3 separate regions of the Homo sapiens genome follow, and all the other regions are linked to region 3. Evidence: chromatin loops called from intact Hi-C (ENCODE). Cell type or tissue: GM12878. All regions are shown on one strand. Region 1 overlaps LINC03006 (long intergenic non-protein coding RNA 3006). Region 2 overlaps LINC03006 (long intergenic non-protein coding RNA 3006). Region 3 holds the start of LINC03129 (long intergenic non-protein coding RNA 3129).

Region 1 (8,000 bases), 120 kb before region 3:
AATCTTTACCTTGGTGATCTTCTTTGACCAATGGAGCAGCTGGGCTAGGCTCTTCCTCTGAGTGGCTCCCACATGCCCACTCATTAGATAAGGAGACAGAAAAAAGATGTGTTTTCTTGTCCAGGAATGACCTGGCTTTAGAATCATAGGATTTTCCTCTGGCTTACAGATCCACAAAGCCTCAGCCACCATCATTGAGCCAGCGGGCGAGTCAGACAACCCTTTGCAGTTTAACTCTGGGTTGGTGGTTGCCCTGGATGTTGATGCAACCCTGGAGCATGTGCAGGATCCTCAGAACACTGTTAAGGTCCAGGTCTGTCGGGTTTGGGTCCTCGTGGAGCTTCTAGACTGACCTTGTGTTGAAGTATTTAATGTTAGTACCCCTATAGTCTCTACTTGAGGGACAGAAACTGGGACAGGAGAAGAAATGAGCCTCTGTGGGAAAGAACCTAGGCTTGAATCTCAACTACTGCTGAGTGTGGTTTGAAGCAAGTTACTTTAAACTCTGAGTCTCAGATTCTACAACTGACAAATAGGAGGAGTTGACATAAAGAGATAATGAATTTAAAGCCCCCAGGACCCAGTAAGGGTTCAGTAAATGATAAGACCTTTTCTAATCTTGTAATGTGACGTTAAGATTTGGTCTTTTATTACAGAAAACTATAATAAACAAGTTCCTTTCAGGCTGTGAGTCAGTCAGCTGGCAGATAAAATTTATGGATGGGAAAAAGCGATTACTAGGAAATATTCTTTCCCAAGTTACATAGATGTAATAGAGACACATGAGAAATGTAGTAGAGACACTAATCAATTCAGACAGTGCAGTTAAGCCCCACAAAGAGTACTACTCCTTCATTCATCCATCTGTCCACTCATTCATCCTTCCTTCCATCCATTTGTGCAATTGTGTTTACTCTATTGCATGCACTAAGTGCTGTGGTTGCCAAGGTAAATATATCACAGTTCTTCCTCTCGGGGTGTACACAGTTTCATTCAGAGACATACAAATGGGCAGGCAATTATAAAACAGGGTTTGGTGAGTAGACATGCACAGGATGGGTCATCTCCTAGACTGTCTCCTAAAAAACCCTTTCAAAGCACCTCTACCACATGCAGGGCTAAACCTTTTAGAGTATTCAATTTGGAGTGTGGTGGAGGCTCAGGAAAGGAAAGGAGAAGGGCACAAGGGATATGAGAGAAGGGCCAAAGGGATATGAGTCAAAGCAGGGATGCAAGCACTGGCAGGAAGTACAATAAGGGGACAGAAAAATAGGCTGGAACAGGCAGAGAAGGCTTCCTGGAGGAGGTAAGGATGAATCAGGCCTTGAAGATTACGCTTTTCGGCTATGGTGACAATAAAGGAACGGGCCTTCTGGCTTCCAAGCAGAAATTATTATAAATTATGAGACCTGCAGAGAACTAGTTCTGAGCTAGCTGTGAAGTTGTATTGCATATTGGAGTGTTTTTGTTTTGTTTTGTTTTTTTCCACATTAGTGGTTGTCCACCTTCACTGCACTTTAGGATTACTCAGAAAGCATTAAGAACAGATGAATAGGTGTCAGCCTACATTAATTAAATCAAAATCCTGAGAATAGGGCCTATGGGCACTAGTGTTTAAGAGTTCATAGGTGATTCTAATACGTAGTCAGTGATACCAGCAGAACTACTGTTTTACATTGTCCCTGAAAAAAAACTTCACTGATCACCTGAGTGTAAAGGAGATTGTAGGCAGGTTACTTAAGGGTCATCTCCTAGACTGTCTCCTAAACCCCCTTCAAAGCACATCTACCACACGCAAGGCTAAACCTTTTAGGTACCTTATAGGTAGAGGGACGGGAAACTCACTGCCCCATCGTGGGACAGGTCCAGTGCTTTGAAAGTGCCATCCAGTCCAGTCACCACACCCTGAGTCATTCCTCTGTTCCAGGCACTACTTACTTCAGGTGCTCGATAGAGATATAGCAGTAAACATGCCTCAGAGATGACACTGAGATTACATTCCCCAATAAAATACTGTAGATCTGTTCTTTAAAGCAAAGCCTGCAGAACTCCATTCATTAACTATTTATTTTATTTTATTTTATTATTATTATACTTTAAGTTTTAGGGTACATGTGTACAATGTGCAGGTTTGTTACATATGTATACATGTGCCATGTTGGTGTGCTGCACCCATTAACTTGTCACTTAGCATTGGGTATATCTCCAAATGCTATCCCTCCCCCCTCCCCCCACCCCACAACAGTCCCCGGGGTGTGATGTTCCCCTTCCTGTGTCCATGTGTTCTCATTGTTCAATTCCCACCTATGAGTGAGAACATGCGGTGTTTGGTTTTTTGTCCTTGTGATAGTTTGCTGAGAATGATGGTTTCCAGTTTCATCATGTTTTATGGCTGCATAGTATTCCATGGTGTATAAGTGCCACATTTTCTTAATCCAGTCTATCGTTGTTGGGCATTTGGGTTGGTTCCAAGTCTTTGCTATTGTGAATGGTGCCGCAATAAACATACGTGTGCATGTGTCTTTATAGCAGCATGATTTATAGTCCTTTGGGTATATACCCAGTAATGGGATGGCTGGGTCAAATGGTATTTCTAGTTCTAGATCCCTGAGGAATCGCCACACTGACTTCCACAATGGTTGAACTAGTTTAGAGTCCCAACAACAGTGTAAAAGTGTTCCTATTTCTCCACATCCTCTCTAGCACCTGTTGTTTCCTGACTTTTTAATGATCGCCATTCTAACTGGTGTGAGATGGTATCTCATTGTGGTTTTGATTTGCATTTCTCTGATGGCCAGTGATGATGAGCATTTTTTCATGTGTTTTTTGGCTGCATAAATGTCTTCTTTTGAGAAGTGTCTGTTCATATCCTCCGCCCACTTTTTGATGGGGTTGTTTGTTTTTTTCTTGTAAATTTATTTGAGTTCATTGTAGATTCTGGATATTTGCCCTTTGTTGGATGAGTAGGTTGCGAAAATTTTCTCCCATTTTGTAGGTTGCCTGTTCAGTCTGATGGTAGTTTCTTTTGCTGTGCAGAAGCTCTTTAGTTTAGTTAGATCCCGTTTGTCAATTTTGGCTTTTGTTGCCATTGCTTTTGGTGTTTTAGACATGAAGTCCTTGCCCATGCCTATGTCCTGAATGGTATTGCCTAGGTTTTCTTCTAGGGTTTTTATGGTTTTAGTTCTAACATGTAAGTCTTTAATCCATCTTGAATTAATTTTTGTCTAAGGTGTAAGGAAGGGATCCAGTTTCAGCTTTCTACATATGACTAGCCAGTTTTCCCAGCACCATTTATTAAATAGGGAATCCTTTCCCCACTGCTTGTTTTTGTCAGGTTTGTCAAAGATCAGATGGTTGTAGATATGTGGTGTTATTTCTGAGGACTCTGTTCTGTTCCATTGATCTATATCTCTGTTTTGGTACCAGTACCATGCTGTTTTGGTTATTGTAGCCTTGTAGTATAGTTTGAAGTCAGGTAGCATGATGCCTCTGGCTTTGTTCTTTTGGCTTAGGATTGACTTGGCGATGCGGGCTCTTTTTTGTTCCATATGAACTTTAAAGTAGTTTTTTCCAATTCTGTGAAGAAAGTCATTGGTAGCTTGATGGGGATGGCATTGAATCTATAAATTACCTTGGGCAGTATGGCCATTTTCACGATATTGATTCTTCCAACCCATGAGCGTGGAATGTTGTTCCATTTGTTTGTATTCTCTTTTATTTCATTGAACAGTGGTTTGCAGTTCTCCTTAACATCTGTTAAGGAGATTAATTAACATCTGTTAATGAGACCTTTCCTCGATTAAATATTCTGTCATTGGAGATTGGTACATTTCTTTGTCAAGGGCAACAGTTTTTAAGCCATTCACATACACACGTTCCTGGGAGAAGTGACACTGGGGAGATTTTTTTTTTAACCCCTGAAAATAAACATATCGGAGAATACATTCATGATCTCTCCACAGGTTCTAATAAAGGGGGGAGACCTGGGTTCTGCACCTGGCCTTGTTGTCGTGGTTACGGTTGCTTTCAGGCGATGGCACCTGTTCTCCAGGTGTGTCTGGACTTCTACTTGCTTTAGCCATATATGGCCACCAGGGGGAGCAGTCACCCCACAGTTGCCTGGAGCGCCCTCTCTCTCCAAATTCACAGCTTGAAATGTCACCTGTGGCCGTCTGCGGTCATCCACGGTTTTCTTTCTTACCTTTTCTTTCTTTCTTTCCTTCCTTCCTTCCTCCTTCCCTTTTTCCTTCGTTCCTTCCTTCCTTTTTTTTTCTTTCTTTCTCTTTTCTTTCTTTCTTTCCCCCTCTCTCTCTCCCTTCCTTCTTTGTCTTTCTTTCGATCCTTCCTTCCTTCTCCCCTCCCCTCCCCTCCTCTCCCCTTCCCGACAGAGTTTCGCTCTTGTTGCCCAGGCTGGAGTGCAGTGATGTGATCTCAGCTCGCTGCAACCTCTGCCTCCTGGGTTCAAGCAATTCTCCTGCCTCAGCCTCCCAAGCAGCTGGGATTACAGGTGCCCACCATCAAGCCTGGCTAATTTTGTATTTTTAGTAGAGACGGGGCTTCCCCATGTTGGCCAGGCTGGTCTTGAACCCCTGACCTCCGGTGATCCATCCTCCTCAGCCTTTCAAAGTGCTGGGATTACAGGTGTGAGCCACCACAGCTGGCCATCCATGGCTATTTTCACCATGCCTCGCTTTCCCCTGTTGGTTCAGTCACCCTCAAAGGACAGAGCCTCTGTGCTATAGGCCTCCCCCCAGATCTGTGCATTGCCTAATATGACTGGACCCTCCTCCCCACTCCCCATCCTGCCCCAGCTCCTCTGATGACATCATCGGCTCTGGAGCCACCACTCAGCCTCTTGCAGGAGGGTCCCCTCTCTCCAACCCCACTGGCCCCTCAGGACCCCACATCCCCCGGCACCGTCTGGTGCAGGGACTCTTTTTTCTCCTATACCCCACGTACTGTAGAATCTAAGGTAGGGTCTATATCCTTCATGGTTCCTGTGGTCGTGTCCAAGACCTTTCTCTTTCAAAGGCAGCGGAGTCACCTGCTGTCCCTCTCAGTGACTGCTGTCTGCTGGTCTTCCGCTTGCACCTCGTCATCCATTGAGGACTTGTGTTCCTGGCTGACTGCGTTCTCCATCCTTCTTGCCGTCTTGTAGAGCAGCAACCCCTCTACATTCCCCCAGCAGGTTTGCAACAGTGATTTCATACAAGACGTTGGTGTCGTCACCCACGTGGACAGGCCAGCCTACTCCGCATCTCTCTGGGCACTTAGACTGCTGCAGCTCCAGTGAGCTTTTCCAACATGCCTCTCAGCCACCACTCCCTGCCTGCGGTCACACCTGGGACCCTCCATCACCCAGAAAGGAGACTTCAGACAGCTCTCTGCTGACCTCTCTTCTGTTGCTCCAGAACTCTCCACTTGGCCTCCCCACCTCATTGTCACTCTCTCTGTGGTCATTGCCTTCCTTAATCATGGTTCATAATTAAAATCAACTCCTGCAGGGCGAGGTGGTTCACGCCTGTAATCCCAGCACTTTGGGAGGCCGAAGTGGGTGGATCACTTGAGGTCAGGAGTTCGAGACCAGCCTGGCCAAAATGGCAAAACCCCTGTCTCTACTGAAAATACAAAAATTAGCTGGGTGTGGTGGCAGGCGCCTGTAATCCTAGCTACTAGGGAGGCTGAGGCAGGAAAAATCGCTTGAATCCGGGAGGTGGAGGTTGCAGTGAGCCGAGATCACACCACTACACTCCAGCCTAGGCGACAGAGGGAGACTCCATCTCAAAAAAAGAAGAAAAAAAACCTCCTTTTTCTCTCTCTCTCCTGACATTGTTCCCCTGGGCAAGGGTGACATGAACAGGCTGGATCTCTTGCATCTGCAACTGGACAGCCAAGCATCACTGGGAAAGCACACACTCAGCTGCACTTTCACTTTATTCATCTATTTATTCATTTACTTATTTATTTATTTATTTATTTATTTATTTTAGTGACAGGGTCTCACTCTGTCACCCAGGCTGGAGTGCAGTGGTGTGATCAGAGCTCACTGCAGCCTCCATCTCCTGAAGCGATCCTCCCATCTCAGGTTCTGTGGGAGCTGGGATCACAGGCGTGCACCACACCATGCCCATCTAATTTTCTAATTTTCTATAGAGATAAGGTCTCGCCATGTTGCCTAGGCTGCTCTTGAACTCCTGGCCTCAAGCAATCCTCCTCACCTCAACACCCCAAAGTGCTGGGATTACAGGTGTGAGCCACCATGTTTGGCTGTACTTTGACTTTTTTTTTTTTTTTTGAGACGGAGTTTTGCTCTTGTCACCCACGCTGGAGTGCAGTGGCGCAATCTCAGCTCACTGCAACCTCTGTCTCCTGGGTTCAAGCAATTCTCCCACCTCAGCCTCCTGAGTAGCTGGGATTACAGGTGCCCACAACCCTGCCCAGCTAATTTTTATATTTTAAGTAGAGATGGAGTTTCACCATGTTGGCCAGGCTGGTCATGAACTCCTGGCCTCAGGTGATCCACCCATTTCAGCCTCTGAAAGTGCTGGGATTACAGGCGTGAGCCACCGCACCTGGCCTGGCTGGACTTTCACTTTAAATTCAGACTTCAAGTGGGCTTCCTGGCAACCCCTCTACATTCCCCCAGGAGGTTTGCAACAGCGATTTCATACTTCCTCTCTCTCTCTCCTCAAACCTCCTGTGCTTCCTTCCCTCCCTCCCTTCTGCTCAGCTGACACTCACTTCTCCAACATTACTAGAAGCCCTCAGAGTGAATGTTCTTATCTTCCCACCATCCACCGACTGTGTCTCTCTCTTCCTTCCACTGTCACTGTGTAATAATTGCCCTTCTGCGGCTGGGCATGGTGGCTCATGCCTGTAATCCCAGCACTTTGGGAGGCTGAGGTGGGAGGACTGCTTGAAGCCAGGAGCTTGAGACCAGCCTGGGCAACATAGTGAGACTCCATCTCTACAAAAAAGTTTAAAAATTAGCCATGGGCTGGGTACGGTAGCTCACGCCTGTAATCTCAGCACTTTGGGAGGCTGAGGTGGGCGGATCACCTGAGGTCAGGAGTTCAAGACCAGCCTGGCCAACATGGTGAAACACTGTCTCTATAAAAATACAAAAATTAGCTGGGCCTGGTGGCATGCACCTGTAATTCCAGCTACTTGGGAGGCTGAGGCAGGAGGGTCACTTGAACCCAGGAGGCGGAGGTTGCAGTGAGCCAAGAATGCACCATTGCACTCCAGCCTGGGTGACAGAGCGAGACTGTGTCTCAAAAATAAAAATAAAAGTTAGCAAGGCATGGTGGTGTGCACCTGTGGTCCCAGCTACTCAGGAGGCTGAGCTGGGAGGATCACTTGAGCTCACGAGTTCAAGGCTGCAGTGAGCCATGATTGGGTCACTGCACACCAGCCTGGGTGATGGAGTGAGACCTTATCTCTCAAAAAAAAAAAATGTCCTTTTGATTTATGAAGCCTCGGCCCGGCCTGAGCTGTGGGTTCCTATTCCTTCTGGCTTTCTCAAGCTTTTCTTGTCCACTGGAAGCTTTCACTAGAGGGTAGAGGACTGGCTCTGTAATTGGGGACCTAATTGATGCTCTGTTTTCTGTAAAGAGGAATTTTTCTAATTGCCACTTAGCAGGGAGCCTGGCTAGGGATGGAATCTGGGGGCCTTACTATTGGTTCACCCTCCTGGGGACCCCTCATCTTTGGTCCATGCATATTCTCCTTGGGGTGGCATCCTGGAATTAATGATCTCTTACACATCACAGCACCTCGAAGCTCCCCCAGACACATCCTCATCCAGCCTCTCACTCTGATGCCATCATTGTCTAGGGACACCTCCGCATAGGTCCATACCATGTCTCAAGCTGCTCATCTCAACAACATTTGTGCTCCAGGAGGTGGAGGTGCCCTAGGGGGCTCCTCACCAAGGGAGTGGGCAGGTGATCCCAGCACTTTGGGAGGCCGAGGCAGGTGGGTCATTTGAGGTCAGGAGT
Region 2 (8,000 bases), 110 kb before region 3:
AGCCTGGGCGACAGAATGAGACGGTCTCAGAAAAGAAAGAAAAGAAAAGAAGAGAAAAAAAGAAAAAGATAGTAAATACATTTAATGAATGAAAGCATGATTAACTTAATTCCCAACTTGAAGTTGTATCGTTATTAACAATGTACCTGGTAAGTACTTATTTTAAAATTCTAATTCTAATTCTAATGGGAAAGGAGACGACAAAGTCGGACACTTCAACTCTGAGTTTGGGATGGCCCCAATTTTGCACTGAGAGTGCTCCTGCGCAGGACTGCATCATTCATTCATGCTGTTTGGAAACAGGCAGCTGCTGAGAGATTAGACAGTGAAGCTACCCCAAAAAATAAATCAATGAAAAGAAAGCCTGGAGATTCTAGGAAATGATCTGCCTATGCGACTAAGCAGAATAAATGTAGACTCAGACAGGAAGCCTGGAAGAGGAAAAGGAAAGTCGGCGAAATCAGAAAGTTGGGCACAGGGAAGGCACAAGGCAGGGACTTACCCTGCGTCCTGGGCCTCCGGGGCTCCTGCGGCTGCAACTTTCTGGCTGCAGGGGGCCAGGGCCGGCTCCGACGCTCAGGCGAGCAGTTCCCAGGGAGGTGAGCTGTGCAGACCGGCAGGGCCTCCACTGAACACTCTCCTGAGATCTGCTGATAAGCGGGGTGGCTTCTGATCAGTTCTGAAAGTGCCTCCGTAAACTGGAGACACCAGATCTCTGCTCTGCAAAGCCGGGCTGGGAGGACGCCTTGGCCCCGCCCCAGGGTAGGGGCTCCGCGAGCCTGCCCCCTCCTCCTCCGGGGGCTCAGCGCCTGCAGACGGAGAGGTGCACCGTGCGGAGTACGCTTTCTCGGAAAGCCGCGCCCTGTGGCACCTTTGCTTTGCAGAGGAGGAACAAAAGAGCTCCTGGACCTTCAGAAGCTGCTCTGCGCTGCCGCCACCGCCACTTGGGATAAGAGTAGGTGAGGGAAGCAAGGGACCGCGGCACTGATTCTGCAATTAATGAAATCCCCGTGGGGGTCCTCTTTTGAAATCCAGGTTTGACCTATTTGGCCTATTTTTAATTTTTATTATGTTTTTAAATAGAGATTGGGGGGGGGGGGTTCTCACTGTGTTTCCCAGGCTGTGCTCGAACTCATGGGCTGAAGCGATCCTCCCTCCTCAGCCTCCCAAAGTGTTGGGATTACAGGTGTGAGCTACTGCGCCCAGCCTATTTCTTTCTGTTTCAAAAATTTCTGGCCCGGCGCAGTGGCTCAAGCCTGTAATCCCAGCACTTTGGGAGACCGACACAGGTGGATACCTGAGGTCAGGAGTTTCAGACCAGCCTGGACAACATGGCAAAACTCCGTCTCTAACAAAAATGCAAAAATTAGCGGGGCATGGTGGCGCATGCCTGTAGTCCTAGCTACTTGGGATGCCAAGGCAGGAGAATTGCTTGAACCTGGGAAGAGGAGGTTGCAGTGAGCCAAGATCATGCCACTGCACTACAGCCTGGGCAACAGAGTAAGACTCCCTCTCAAAAAAAAAAAAAAATTTATCCCATGTGTCACTTGCCCAGCTCCTTGTATGTTAACTACAACAAATAAGAGGTGTTTCCCCCAAACATTTACCACTGGCGTTAGCTGGGTGGAGCTGGGCATCAAGGTCCACTCTAAAACACAACCTGAAACCTCAGAGGCTGACAGTCTGCACTCCAGGCTCACTCTAAGTTGCTCACCCACACAGAGGATGCAATCCCTGGGGCAGGACACATGGTCACAGCATCCCTGCCCTTAGCTACAGGACCCTCCCCACCAAAACACAATCCTTTTTTTTTTTTTTTTTTGAGACCGAGTCTCCCTCTGTCACCCAGGCTGAAGTGCAGTGGTGCTCACTGCAACCTCCGCCTCCTGGGTTCAAGTGATTCTCCTGCCTCAGCCTCCCTAGTAGCTGGGATTACAAGTGCATGCCACCACGCTCAGCTAATTTTTGTATTTTTAGTAGAGACAGCGTTTCACCATGTTGGCCAGGCTGGTCTCGAACTCCTGACCTCAAGTGATCTGGCCACCTTGGCCTCCCAAACTGCTGGGATTACAGGCATGAGCCACTGTGCCTAGTCACCAAAACACAATTCTATCCGGTAACAAGAGGCCTGATGCTCTTGGATTGGATGTGCCCTATATTCAATACTTCCAGATTTTGAGGCCAGGCTCGGTGCTCCCGCCTGTAATCCCAGCACTTTGGGAGACCAAGGCAGGAGGATTGCTTGAGCCTAGGAATTTGAGACCAGCCTGGGCAACAAAGTAAGGCCCTGTCTTTATTATAAAACTAAATAAATAATATTTCCAGATTTTATTAGTAAGAAAATGGTTGCAAGTTTTTGGGGACATCCAGTTTAATATCTGCCAGTGAGGCAGAAAATTTAAAAATAAATATGCATTCATTCACTTCAAGAAAAGTAGCAGGCAAGGCAAAGGTTAAAAGGAAAAGAAACAAGTTTTCCTCTGCTTAGCAGCTCACTTAAAGGACAGTTATAAAATAACGCTGTCCGAAAAGCCAAGACCAAAGGAACAGGCTCCAGACACCTCTCCCTCTTCCAGAGCAAGGTTGAAAGAAAAAAAAAGGAGAAAGACAAATTACTTTACTGTTACTCTCCTTTCTCTAGCTTTTTTTTGTTTTTTGTTTTTGTTTTTGTTTTTTTTTGAGACAGAGTCTCACTCTGTTGCCCAGGCTGGAGTGCAATGAATGGGATGATCTTGGCTCACTGCAACCTCCGCCTCCCGGGTCCAAGCGATTCTCCTGCCTCAGCCTCCCAAGTAGCTGGGATTACAGGCATGTGCCACCATGCCCGGCTATTTTTTTTGTACTTTTTTAGTAGAAACAGGGTGTCATCATTGGCTGGACTGGTCTGGAACTCCTGACCTCAAGCGATCCACTGCCTCGGCCTCCCAAAGTGCTGGGATTACAGGTGTGAGCCACTGTGCCCAGCCACTCCTTTCCCTAGCCTCTTAAGCGTGACTGTGTTTTACAAATGTCTGTATTTAGCCAGTTCTTGTTTTTCTTTCGATGCAGCTACAAGGCCACCAGCTATGCAAGGCCACAAGTTATGCACTATATGATTAACTGCCTTTGTTTTGCTTTTGTAAGCCTGCTTATAAACCCCCCACCTCTGTCTTTGTTCTAGGCTCAGCTTTTTAGATGTGAATCCACTGAGCCAGTGCTTACCTTAAAATGAATATCTTCCTGTGTTCCCATATCAGTATCTCTGTTCCTCAGTTTACCATAACACCAAGTCTGTGGGAAGTGGTTCTGATAAAGGATTCAGAGGATGAATTCTGATATTTTGAAATAATGAGATTAAAAAATTATACAATTCATGGTGGGGTTCCTAATAGGGGTCTGAAATAACAATCTAGTCAAGAACCTGTATATATTTTGCTTTTGTTCTCTGTCACCCAGGCTGGAGTGCAGTGGAGCAATCTTGCAACCTCTGCCTCCCAGGTTCAAGCAATTCTTCTGCCTCAGCCACCCAAGTAGCTGGGATTACAGACGTACACCCATGCCTGGCTAATTTTTGTATTTTTAGTAGAGATGGGGTTTCACCATGTTGGCCAGGCTGGTCTCAAACTCCTGACTTCAAGTGATCTGCCCACCTCAGCTTCCCAAAGCTCTGGGATTACAGGCATGAGCCACTGTGCCCAGCCTGAAGTAGTTTTTTTAAAAGCATAATAAAGGAAACAAAATGTTAAACACCAAATGTTTGTATCTAAGTGTAAGTTGTAACTGAGAAGTTGTTTTGAGGGGAAAAGAAACTCAAGTATGTAAATGTGGATGGCTAGAAGAGTTACCTATTATTTGTATTTCATAAATGTTTAATATTAAATAGATTTCAGATAAAATATTTATATTTACCAAAATCTTGCTGGGTGTGGTGGTGCATACCTATAGTCCTAGCTACTTGGGAAGCTGAGGCAGGAGGATCATTTGAGCCCAGGAGTTCCAGGTTACAGTGAGCCGTCATCATGCCACTGTACTCCAGCCTGGGTAAAAAAGCGAGCCCTTGCCTCCAAAAAATTAATTAGTTAATTAATTAAAATAAAATCTGTTACCTCTTCATGGTCCTGGAATCCACCTCACACTCACACCTGTATTAATACTTGTGGGCATGAGATGGCAGTATTGTAGACGCTGTTTTGCTAAAGCATATCACATTAAAAATATATATATATAGTTGCCTAGAAGACACTAATGAGTGGTCACATATAGTGTAACAACCAGGAGGTAATCTTGCCAGACAAGGCAAAACTATGAAACAGATTAAAATATGCTTCATTAGGCTGGGCGGAGTGGCTCACGCCTGTAATCCCAGAACTTTGGGAGTCCGAGGTGGGAGGATCACCTGAGGTCAGGAGTTCGAGGCCAGCCTGGCCAACATGGCAAAACCCTGTCTCTACTAAAAATACAAAAAGTAGCCGAGCCTGGTGGCGGGCGCCTGTAATCCCAGCTACTCAGGAGGCTGAGGCAGGAGAATCACTTGAACCCAGGAGGCAGAGGTTGCAGTGAACCGAGATTGCGCCACTGCACTCCAGCCTGGGTGACAGAGCCAGATTCTCTAAAAAAAAAAACAAAAAAAGTTTAATTGCTGTTCTTACTGGAATAATAGCACATGTGAACCAAATACAATACAGCAAAATGAAGCCATAATAAAAATATTAGCAATTTATTTTGCAAAGTTTTTAATCACAATTGGTTAGTCAAAAGTAATGCACGTCATACTACTGTTCCTGAAGCTTCGAACTGCTGGGCTCAAGCAATCTTCCTGCCTCAGCCATCTAAGTAGCTGGGACCACAGGTGTGTGCCACCATGCCAGGCTGGTTTTTTATGTTTAGTAGAGCCTGGGTCTCATTATGTTGCCAAGACTGGTCTCCAACTCCTGGGCTCAAGCCCAAGTGTGATCCGCCTTACCCGGCTCTGAAAGGTTTTCTACAGATCACATTTTTTAAGCTAACAAATTTTCTTTTAATTTTTCTTTTTCTTTTTTTTTTTTTTTTAGACGGAGTCTCTCTGTGTTGCCCAGGCTGGAGTGCAGTGGCGTGATCTCGGCTGACTGCAACCTCTGCCTCCTGGGTTCAAGTGATTCTCCTGCCTCAATCTCCCAAGTAACTGGGATTACAGGCAGGCACCACCATGCCCAGCTAATTTTTGTGTTTTTAGTAGAGACGGGGGTTTCACCAGGTAGGACGGGCTGGTCTCAAACCCCTGGCCTCAGGTGATCTGCTCACCTCAGTCTCCCAAAGTGCTGGGATGACAGGAGTGAGCCACCGTGCCCAGCCACAAATTTTCTAATGGCTAATTGTGTTAGAATCATGTACTCCTTTTTAAAAAGTTATTCACTGATAATGGCCTTCTAAAGTATAGTAAATTGGAACGAACACTCCGGAAAACAATATGGTGTTAGTAACACTAAACACACGCAATTTATACAACCCAGCAATTCCACCTGAGGGAGACACTCAGGAGAAACTTTCATGAGTAGGCTGGGTGTGGTGGATCATGCTTCTAATCCCACCACTTTGGGAGGCCTAGGTGGGAGGATCGCTTGAGCCCAGGATTTCAAGACCACCCTGGGCAACATATTGAGACCTAATCGCTACAAAAAATAAACAACATTAGTGGGACGTGGTGGCACACACCTCAAGTCCCAGCTACTTGGCTGAGTTGGGAGGATGGCTTGAGCCTGGAGGTTAAGGCTGCACTAAGATCACGCCACTGCACTCCAGCCTGGGTGGCAGAGTGAGACTCTGTCTAAAAAAAAAAAAAAAAAAAAAAAAAGAGGCCAGGCACGCAGTGGCTCATGCATGTAATCCCAGCACTTTGGGAGGCTGAGGCAGGCGGATCACCTGAGGCCGGGAGTTCAAGACCAGCCTGACCAACATGGAGAAACCCCGTCTCTACTAAAAATACAAAATTAGCCAGGCGTATTGATGCATGCCTGTAATCCCAGCTACTGGGGAAGCTGAGGCAGGAGAATCGCTTGAACCCGGGAGGCAGAGGTTGCGGTGACCTGGGATCACGCCATTGCACTCCAGCCTGGGCAACAAGAGTGAAACTCTGTCTCAAAAAAAAAAAAAAGAAAGTTGTATGATTGGAGGAGCCACATATATAAGAATTTTTACAGCAATACTGTGAACATTCTCAGTTACTGTGATTACTGTGATACTCCAATAGCCATTGGAAACTTTAAAAAGAGAATATCATTTAATGTCATAAATGATAACTTACAACATAAACTGCAGGAGAGTAGTTACTTCTGAAAGTAAGAAAGGAAATGAGATTGAGAAAAGGTATGTAGAGTTAATCAATGGCATTATAGTAATAATGTTCCTTTAAGTAGGATAGTAGGTGTACAGATGCTTTTTGTATCTGTGTGTATAAAATATTTGCTAACAAATTTAATATTTCATATCAATATGTTAAATAGCAATACATTGCTGCCTGGGCACGGTGGTTCACACCTGTAATCCCAGCACTTTGGGAGGCCGGGGCAGGCAGATCACGATGTCAGGAGATCGAGACCATCCTGGCCAACATGGTGAAACCCCATCTCTACTAAAATACAAAAAAGTAGCTGGGCATGGTGGTCCACACCTGTAGTCCCAGCTACTTGGGAGGCTGAGGCAGGGGAATCGCTTGAACCCAGGAGGTGGAGGTTGCAGTGAGCCGAGATCGCGCTACTGCACTCCAGCCTGGTGACGGAGAAAGATTCCATCTCAAAATAAATAAATAAACAAATAATACCAATACATTAAAATAGCATGAATGTCTTAAAAGAACACAGTTTGAAATGTGATTTAATATAAACATTAGCATTCAAAATAAGTCACACCATGGAAATATGCCCATGATATGTCACATGAATAAAGGAAGTTGCAGAACATATATATAATGTGAGCCCCCATTTTTGAACAAATAAATCTCTACGTGTGTCTATATCCAGGTATGGTATATGGTTATACATCTATGTCTATACAGCTATATAAAAGATGAAACATTCATTTATTTATTTATTTTTATGTTTTTGAGACAGTGCGTGGCTCTGTCGCCGTCCAGGCTGGAGTGCAGTGGTGCAATCTCAACTCACTGCAATCTCCACCTTCCGGGTTCAAGCGCTGGGATTATAGACATGAGCCACCACATCTGGCCTACAGCTATCTTTATAATGGAAAAAGTGGGGGAAATTTATATTACAAAGCAATATGATTATAGTATAAGAACTGCAGCAATATTTGACCGAATCTTCCCCTTCCTCCTCCTAGAAATTATGCAAAGTGATAGGGAGACATAGTGGGGGGGAATGAGGCAGAAATCCCATATTCAGCAAAACTAGAAGACAAAAAGTCACTGGAGACTCCAAGACCTGCACAAGGGCTACCAAAGTTACACGCGAAGAGGCAGATGCAGATCCTAGGAAACACAACTAAAACAGACTCTCTGAAGATGAGCCGTTCATGCCACAGTCCAAAAATGTGTTGTTTGAAACAAGCACAGCAGAGCAGGGATAAAAAGAACTGAGGGCAAGGCTCAAACAAGCAGAAAGGGAGTTGAAACCCTTGTAATCCAAGGGGTGAAGGGCATCTCTCCTGGCCTGAGCATCTTATGGGCAGAGTTAAGGTCCTAACACCCAGCTCACTCTCCTAGGGAGGGCATGGGAAAAGAATCAGCCTTCCAAGTAAATTCAATGTAGGGTGTGTCACTAACATTCTATTTTGGCCAGCACGGTAGCTCATGCCTATAATCCAACCACTTTGGGAGGCTAAGGCAAGAGGATTGCTTGAGCCTAGGAATTTGAGACGAGCCTGGTCATCATAACAAGAATCTTTTTTTTTTTTTTTGAGATAGAGTCTTACTCTGTGGCCCAGACTGGAGCGCAGTGGCACGATCTCGGCTTACTGCAACCTCAGCCTCCCAGGTTCAAGCAATTTTCCTGCCTCAGCCTCCTGAGTAGCTGGGATTACAGGTGCAC
Region 3 (8,000 bases):
GAAGGGTCCCTGGAGATAGACTCACACAGATGGGATTTGGGGATAGGTTTGGTTATCCAAGGGGCAGTGCTGAGCTCCTTGCCAATGGGAAACGGAATGCTGGTGATTTCCAGGAAGTGACCTCACAATGACTCAAGCTACTGCTTACTGTTGATTGTGATGAAATGCCAGCTGAGGCACATGCCTTGGGAGCTAAGTGGTTGCTGCACTTGACCGCTATGAAGACTGGTGTGGGAATGGTCCTTTTGGATGCACTTCAGCAGGGGTCCCCAACCCCTGAGCCATGGAGCTGTAAGGAGCCACACAGCAGGAGGTGAGTGGTGTTGAGTGAGGGAAGCTGCATCTGTATTTACAGCCACTCCCCATTGCTCACATTCCCGCCTGAGCTCCGCCTTCTCTCAGATCAGCAGCAGCATTAGATTCTCATAGGAGCATGCATCCTATGCAAACCGTGCATGCGAGAGATCTGGGTTGTGCTGTCCCTATGAGAATCTAATACCTGATTATCTGTCACTTTCTTCCATCAATTCAGATGGGACCATCTTGTTGCAGGAAAATAAGCTTAACATGTCCACTGATTCTACATTATGGTGAGTTCTATAATTATTTCATTATATACTACAATGTAATAATGGAAATAAAGTGCCTAATAAATGTAATGCGCTTGAATCTTTTGGCTCAGCTCCTGCCTCCCGGCAGCCTCTCCAGGTCCAGAACTTTCTCCAGTCGGCCTCTACGGGCCAAGCTTGTGGCTCACAATGGCCTATTTAGGCCCATACCCTACCTCATGGCAGTCTCCACAGATGAGGCTGCTGCCTCATGGCAGCCCCCACAGGCCCAGCTCCATCATTACAATGGCCTCTTTAGGCCCAACTCCTGCCTCCCAGCCTTCTCTCCAGGCCCAGAGAGAAGGTTCTCAAGTCAACCTCACCAGGCCCAGCTACTGCCTCTCATCAGCCTCCCAAGGGCCATCTTTTGCCTCACAGCCACCTTCCAAGACTCAGCTCCTGTTTTACAGTGGACTCTTGAGGCCCACCTTTTGCCTCCCAGTGGCCTGTACAGGCCCAGCTCCTGCCATACAACAGTCTCTTTAGTCCGAGCTCCTGCCTCTGGGCAGCCTATACAGGCCCAAAATGTCCATAAGTCAGCCTCTCAAGGCCAAGCTCCTGCCTTCTTCCGTTGGCCTCTCCAGACCCAGCTGCTGCCTCCAGGTGGCCTCTAAAGGCTGAGGTTTCTCCTGGCTGTGCCTGGAGGCCCAGCTCCTGCCTCACAACAACCTCTTTTGGTTCAGCTCCTGCCCAGCTCCTGGTGGCCTTTGTAGGCCCAAAACTGCCTCAAGTCAAGCTCTCCAGACCCACCTTCTGCCTCCCAATGGCCTGGACAGGCCCAGCTCCTGTGTGACAACAGCATCTCCAGGCCCAGCTCTTGCCTCCCAGCTGACTCTCCAGGCCCAGCTTTTGCCTCACGGAGGTCTTCCCTGAACAAGTTTCTACCTGCCTCCCGGCAGCCTCGACAGGCCCAGGTCCTGCCTCACACTAACCTCATTACGCCCAGCTCATGCCTCACGGCAGCCTCTCCAGGCCCAGCTCCTGCCTCCGACGGGCTGTCCAGGCCCAAAACTTCCTCAAGTCGCCTCTTCAGGCACAGCTCCTGCCTAACACTGGCCTCTTTAGGCACAGCTCATGCCTCTCAGTGGCCTCTCCAGGCCCAGCTCCCGCATCCCGGTGGCTTCTCCAGACTGAGAACTTTCTCAAGTCTGCCATTTCAGCCCAAACTCCTGCCTCCCATTGGCCTCTACAGGCCCAACCTCTGCCTCACAGCAGACTTTCCAGGCCCAGTATCTGCCTCACCACAGCCTCCCAGGCAAAGCTCCTGCCTTTCGGCAGCCTCTACAGGCCTAGCTCCTGCCTCCCAGTGGCCTCTCTAGGCCAAGCTCCTGCCTCATGGTGGCCATTCCGGCCCAGCTTTTGCCTTTTTGCAACCTCTTTAGTCACAGAACTTCCACAAGTGAGCCTCTCCAGGCCCAGTTCTTCCTCCTAGCTGAATCTCCAGGCCCACCTCCTGCCTCACAACAATCTCTTTTGGCTCAGCTCCTGCCCAGCTCCTGGAGGCCTTTGTAGGCCCAAAACTTCCTCACGTCAAGCTCACCAGCACAATCTTCTGCCTCTTGGTAGCCTGGATAGGCCCAGCTCCTGCATGACAATGGCCTTTCCAGGCCCAGCTCTTGCTTCACGGAGGTCATCCCTGGCCAAGTTCCTGCCTACCTCCCAGCAGCCTTGACAGGCCCAGCTCCTGCCTCACACTGGCATCATTAGGCCCAGTTCATGCCTCACGGTGGCCTCTCCAGGCCCAGTTCCTGCCCCTGACAGACTCTCTAGGCCAAAATCTTCCTCAAGTCGGCCTCTCCAGGCCGATCTCTTGTCACACTGGTCTCTTTAGGCCCAGCTCATGCCTCTTGGCAGCCTCTTCAGGCCCAGCTTTTGTGTCCTGGCAGCCTCTCCAGGCCCAGCTCCTGCCTTCTGTCAGCCTCTACGGGCCCAATATCTGCCTCACAGCAGATTCTCCAGGCCCAGCATCTGCCTCACCGTGGCCCCCCACAAGCCAAGCGCCTGCCTTTCAGCAGCCTCTACACACCCAGCTCCTGCCACCCAATGGCTCTTTAGGCCAAGCTCATACCTCACGATGATTTTTCCAGGCCCAACTTTTGTCTCATGGCAACCTTCCCTGGCCAAGTTTCCACCTATTTCCTGGCAGCCTGGACAGGCCCAGGTCCTGCCACACACTGGCCTCTCTACGCCCAGCTCATGCCTCACAGTGGCCTCTCCAGGCCCAGCTCCTGTCCCGGGACATCATCTCCAGGCCCAAAACTTCCTCAAGTCGGCCTCTCCAGGCCCAGTTGCTGCCTCCCGGCATTCTCTCCAGGCCTAGCTCTTCCTCCTGGCTGTATCTACAAGACCAACTCCTGCCTCACAACAACCTTTTATGGCTCAGCTCCTGCCCAACTACTGCCGGCCTTTGTAGGCCCAAAACTTCCTCAAGTCAAGCTCTTTAGGCCCACCTTCTGCCTTGCAGTGGCCTGTACAGACCCAGCTCTGGCTTGAGAACAGCCTCTGCAGGCCCTGCTCTTGCCTCTTAGCTCCCTCTCCAGGCCCATCTCTTGCCTCACAGTGGCTTCCGTGGGCCAAGTTCCCGCCTGCCTCCCAGCAGCCTCAACAGGCCTAGCTCCTCCCTCACAATGGCTTGTTTAGGTCCAGTTGATGCCTCTGGCAACCTGTCCAGGCCCAGCTCCTGCCTCACACTGGCCTCTCTAGGCCGAGGTCCTTTCTCATACTGGCCTGTTTAGGCCCAGCTCATTCCTCTTGTCATCTCTCCAGGCCCAGCTTTTGCCTGTTGTTGGCCTCTACCTCACAGTGCACCTTCCAGTCCCACCTCTTGCCTCACCATGGCCTCCTCTGACCAGGTTCCTGCCTTTCGGCAGCCTCTACAGGCCTAGCTGCTGCCTCCCAATGGCCTTTGTAGGCCACGCTCATGCCTCACTGTGGCCTTTCCAGGCCTAGCTTTCGCTTTTTGGCCACTCCAGGCCCAGAACTTCCCCCAGTCAGCCTCTCCAGGCCCAGCTCTTCCTCCCAGCAACCTCTGCAGGCCCAAATCATCCTCAAATTGGCCTCTTCTTTCCCAGCTCCTGCCTCCTGGTGGCCTCTGAAGACCCAAATCGTCCTCCAGTTGGTTTTTCCAGGCCCAGCTCCTGCCTTTTGGTGGCCTCTCCAGGTGCAAAACTTCCTCCCATCAGCCTGTCCAGGCCCAGCTCATGCCTCTTGGTGGCCTTCTCAGGCCCTGCTTTTGACTTGGTGGCCTCTTCAGGCCCAGAACTTGAACTCAAGTCAGCCTCTCCAGGCCCAGCTCCTGCCTTCTTAAGGTCTGTACAGGCCCAGCCTCTACCTCACAGCGGACTCTCCACACCCAGCTCTTGCCTCACTGTAGCCTCCCCAGTCCAAAACTCCTGCCTTTTGGCAGCTTCGACAAGCCCAGCTCCTGCCTTTCAATGACCTCTTTAGGCCCCGCTCATTCCTTACAACGGCCTTTCCAGGCCCAGTTTTTCCCTTTTGGCGGCCTCTCCAGGCCCAGAACTTCCTCAAGTCGGCCTCTTTAGGCCCAGTTGCTGCCTCCTGGCATCCTCTGCAGGCCGAGCTCTTCCTCCCTGCTGTGTCTACAGGCCCAACTCCTGCCTCACAACAACCTCCTTGGACTCAGCTTCTGCCCAGCTCCTGGTGGCCTTTGTAGGCTCAAAATTTTCTCAAATCAAGCTCTCCAGGCCTACTGTCAGCCTCGTGGCAGCCTAAACAGGCCCAGCTCCTGCCTGACAATGGCCTCTCCAGGCTTTTCTCCTGCCTCGCAGCAGGCTTTCCAGGCCCAGCTCTTGCCTCATGGTGGCCTTCCCCGGCCATGTTCCTATCTGACTTCTGGCAGCCTCAACCGGCCCAGCTTCTGCCTCACACTGGCCTCTCTAGGCCCAGCTCCTTTTTCACAGTGGCCTCACTAGGCCCATCTCCTACCTCAGATCTGCCTCCCAAGACCCAGCTCCTGTCTCATGGTGGTCTCTCTTACACCAGCTCCTGCCTCACAATGGCCTCGTCTGGCCCATCTTCTGCCTCACAGTGGCCACTCAAGGCCCATCTTTTGCCTCATGGTAGCCTCTTCTGGTTTTGCTCTTGCCTCACAGTTGCCTCTTCCAGATCCAGCTTTAAGCCTTTGATGGTCAACAGCATCAAGGAGCCTAAAGCTTCCCTGGACTCTCATTTGTTCACTTTACAGCAGAGTGCCTTAGCAAAAACTGTCTCTTAACCTTGAGAGTGGATTTCTGACAAATCGATAGTAAATTCTGCCTGTGTGGTTTCACAGTGATTTCTGTTTTATTTAGTGTCTCATGGTTTTTCTTGTCTACTGGGGGTGAGGAGGGGAATGGGCTTTTGCTTGGGCCCTTTGTCTTTGCCCTGGACATGGTAGCTTCTCACTTCATGTCTTCTTTTTATATTTTTTATAGTTTTCTTTTTCTTTTATAGTTTTCTTAGACAGGGTCTTGCTCTGTCACCCAGGCTGGAGTGTAGTCATGTGATTATGGCTTACTGCAGACTTGGCCTCTTGGCCTCAAGTGATCCTCCCAACTCAGCATCTTGAGTAGCTGAGACTACAGGCATATGCCACCATGCCTGGCTAATTTCTGATTTTTTCTGAGAGGTTGGTTCTCACTAGGTTGCCCAGGCTGGTCCCAAACTTTTAGACACAAGCAATCTTTTTGCCTGGGCCTCCCAAAGTGCTGAGATTACAAACATGAGCCACCATGCCTGGCTTGCCATTTGCTTGTCATGAACTATTAAGAATTTACTTTTTGATTAATACACTATGACTATATACATTTCTATGTAGAGAGAGATTTTAAATTTTTCTTGGATACCAATTTTTTTCTTTTCTTTTCTTTTTTTTTTTTTTTTTTTGAGGCAAGGTACTGCTTTGTCACTTAGGATGGACTGCAGTGGTGTGATCTCAGCTCACCACAACCTCTGCTTTCTTGGCTTAAGTGATCCTCTCACATCAGCCTCCTGAGTAGCTGGGACCCCAGGTATAAGCTGCCATGCCCAGGTAATTTTTATATTTGTTGTAGAGAGGGGGTCTCACCATGTTTCCCAGGCTGGTTTCAAACTCCTGGGCTCAAGTGATCCTTCCAACTCAGCCTCCCAGAGTGCTGGGATTACAGGTGAGAGCCACACCTGGCCTGCCATTTTCTTTTCAAGGATGATTAAGAATTCACTTTATGCCAGGCACAGTGGCTCATGCTTGTAATCCCAGCAATTTGGGAGGACGACGTGGGTCTATTATGAGGTCAGGAGTTCAAGACCAGCCTGGCCAAGATGGTGAAACCCTGTCTCTACTAAAAATAGAAAAATTAGGTGCCTGTAATCCCAGCTACTCAGGAGGCTGAGGCAGGAGAATCGCTTCAATCTGGGGGGGCAGAGATGGAATTGAGCTGAGATCGAGCCACTGCACTCCACCCTGGGTGACAGAGTGAGACTCCATCTCAAAAAAAAAAAAGAATTTACTTTTTTATTAGTATACTGTAAATATTTATATATGTATGTGTGTGTATATATATTCATATATGTATATATGTGTATATTTTCATAGCATACACATACACACACACATCTATATATTGTGAAAGAGATATTTGAATGCCTAGAAGTTGATAAGCTTCTTCCAGGTTTTGAAACCACCCTTAGCACAAACATGAAAGAAGTACAAAGTATCATTATTAATGACCATGGACCAAGATGACCATGAGTCAATAGTACTTTGCACCTCAACCACCTTCCAGCAGAGCATCTCAAAGGGCTGGATGTATCTGAACATCACACCCTTTCACAGGGACTAGGATGCTTTGTAATTGTTACTTCTCTTAAGACCTCAGTGTGACCCTTGTCAACATGAAATCAAACTATTTCTCAAGTGATAGAGATATTGAATAACAGCTTTGGTCAGGAAATAGGTATTGCATTTGGTTTGTCATGACAAGTTCCTGACCTAGTCAGATGGAATATTGCAGAAATTGTGTGTTTGTGTGTGTGTGTGTGTGTGCGCGTGTGTGAACATTCTTGTGCACAGATGTGGGGGTGGAAGTGGGGTTTGAATTTGATAAGACCAGCAGTGGGCAGGCTGCTGGGAGGGGGCACTTATTTTGGCAGCGGCAGTGTAACTCTAGAATTAACAAATGCTTCTAAGCCTCAGTTTTCTCTCTTGGAAAATAAAGATTATAATTCTTGCCTTGATATGTGGATTAGGTGATCCGCTATATGCAAAATATCTAGCATATAATAGGTGCTGAATTAATACTACTTTCTGTAGCTCTTTCTTAATCACTGCTTAATTTTTAAAAGTTTAGAATGACTACTGCTTTTGTAAAAATTATTTGTAATTATTATATAAAATCTAAGTCCTATAGAAAAGTACAAAGCACGCCGGGTGCTATAGCTCACACCTGTAATCCCAGCACTTTGGGAAGGCAGGGTAGAAGGATTGCTCAAGGCCAGGAGTATGAGACCAGCATGAACAACATAGCAAGATCCCATCTCTATAAAAAGTTAAAAACCAGTTATGATAATGTGCACCTGTAGTCCCAGCGACTCGGGAGGCTGAGATAGGTGGATCACTAGAACCCAGGAGTTTGAGACTGCAGCCTGGGCAACAGAGTGAGACCCTGTCAGAAAGAGGGAGGGGGAGAGAGAGAGAGAGAGGAGAGAGGAAAGAAAAGTACAAAGAAGCAAGTAGCAAATCATGAAATTTTCAACCACCAAGAAATAACTCTTAACATTAGGTGATATGGCCAGGCATGATAGCTCATGCCTGTAATCCCAGCACTTTGGGAGGCTGAGGCAGGCAGATCACTTGAATTCAGGAGTTCGAGGCCAGCCTGGCCAACATAGTGAAACCTCATCTCTACTACAAATACAAAAATTAGCTGAGCATGGTGATGCCTGTAATCTTAACTACTTGAGAGGCTGAGGCACGAGAATCTCTTGAGCCTGGGAGGCAGAGGTTGCAGTGACCCAAGATCACACCATTCCACTCTAACTTAGGCAACAAAGAGAGACTCTGTCTCAAAAAAAAAAAAAAAAATTAATTCATACCTCTTTTTGTGCAAATAGGTAGCTAGATAAGTAGATAGATTAATGGACTGAAAATAACTTTGATGAGTGCGGTGGCTCACACCTGTAATCCCCAGCACTTTGGGAGGCTGAGGCAGGTGGATCACAAGGTCCAGAGATCGAGACAATTTTGGCCAACATGGTGAAACCCTGTCTCTACTAAAAATACAAAAATACAACTCCAGCCTGGTGACAGAGTGAGACTCCTTCTCAAAAAAAAAAGTAACTTTACGTATTTTTTATTGTGTTTTAGTTTAAATATATATATAACTTTTATTTTGCTTGCTACAACAGAAGCTGAAG

Evidence for each region. A loop is a pair of places that touch in the nucleus more often than their neighbours do. Peaks named below come from ENCODE experiments on the same cell type or tissue, not always from the same donor. Only the 100,000 strongest peaks of a DNase experiment are listed, where the experiment ranks them.
Region 1: a loop joins it to region 3, with 7 times the contacts of the local background. A loop is called at or near these places in 4 of 110 quality-filtered maps.
Region 2: a loop joins it to region 3, with 6 times the contacts of the local background. A loop is called at or near these places in 4 of 110 quality-filtered maps.

Annotation. Positions count from the first base shown.
Region 1 is chr7:65,718,372-65,726,371 of GRCh38, forward strand. The region is part of intron 3 of LINC03006 (long intergenic non-protein coding RNA 3006); the gene reads right to left. It also overlaps the pseudogene INTS4P2. Among named protein-coding and RNA genes, the nearest start is that of SNORA22, 33 kb to the right of the region's middle. In GM12878, a CTCF peak has its summit at 4,085 (motif pointing right); a DNase peak (open chromatin) is centred at 4,090.
Region 2 is chr7:65,731,066-65,739,065 of GRCh38, forward strand. All of the region lies in intron 2 of LINC03006 (long intergenic non-protein coding RNA 3006), which reads right to left. Among named protein-coding and RNA genes, the nearest start is that of SNORA22, 20 kb to the right of the region's middle. In GM12878, no CTCF peak of the experiment used is centred here; no DNase peak of the experiment used is centred here.
Region 3 is chr7:65,837,501-65,845,500 of GRCh38, forward strand. LINC03129 (long intergenic non-protein coding RNA 3129) reads left to right here and starts at 2,204. Exons shown (of 1, transcript XR_002956508.2): 1 at 2,204-4,902. RefSeq lists an enhancer at 1,542-2,053. In GM12878, a CTCF peak has its summit at 3,151 (motif pointing left); a DNase peak (open chromatin) is centred at 3,141.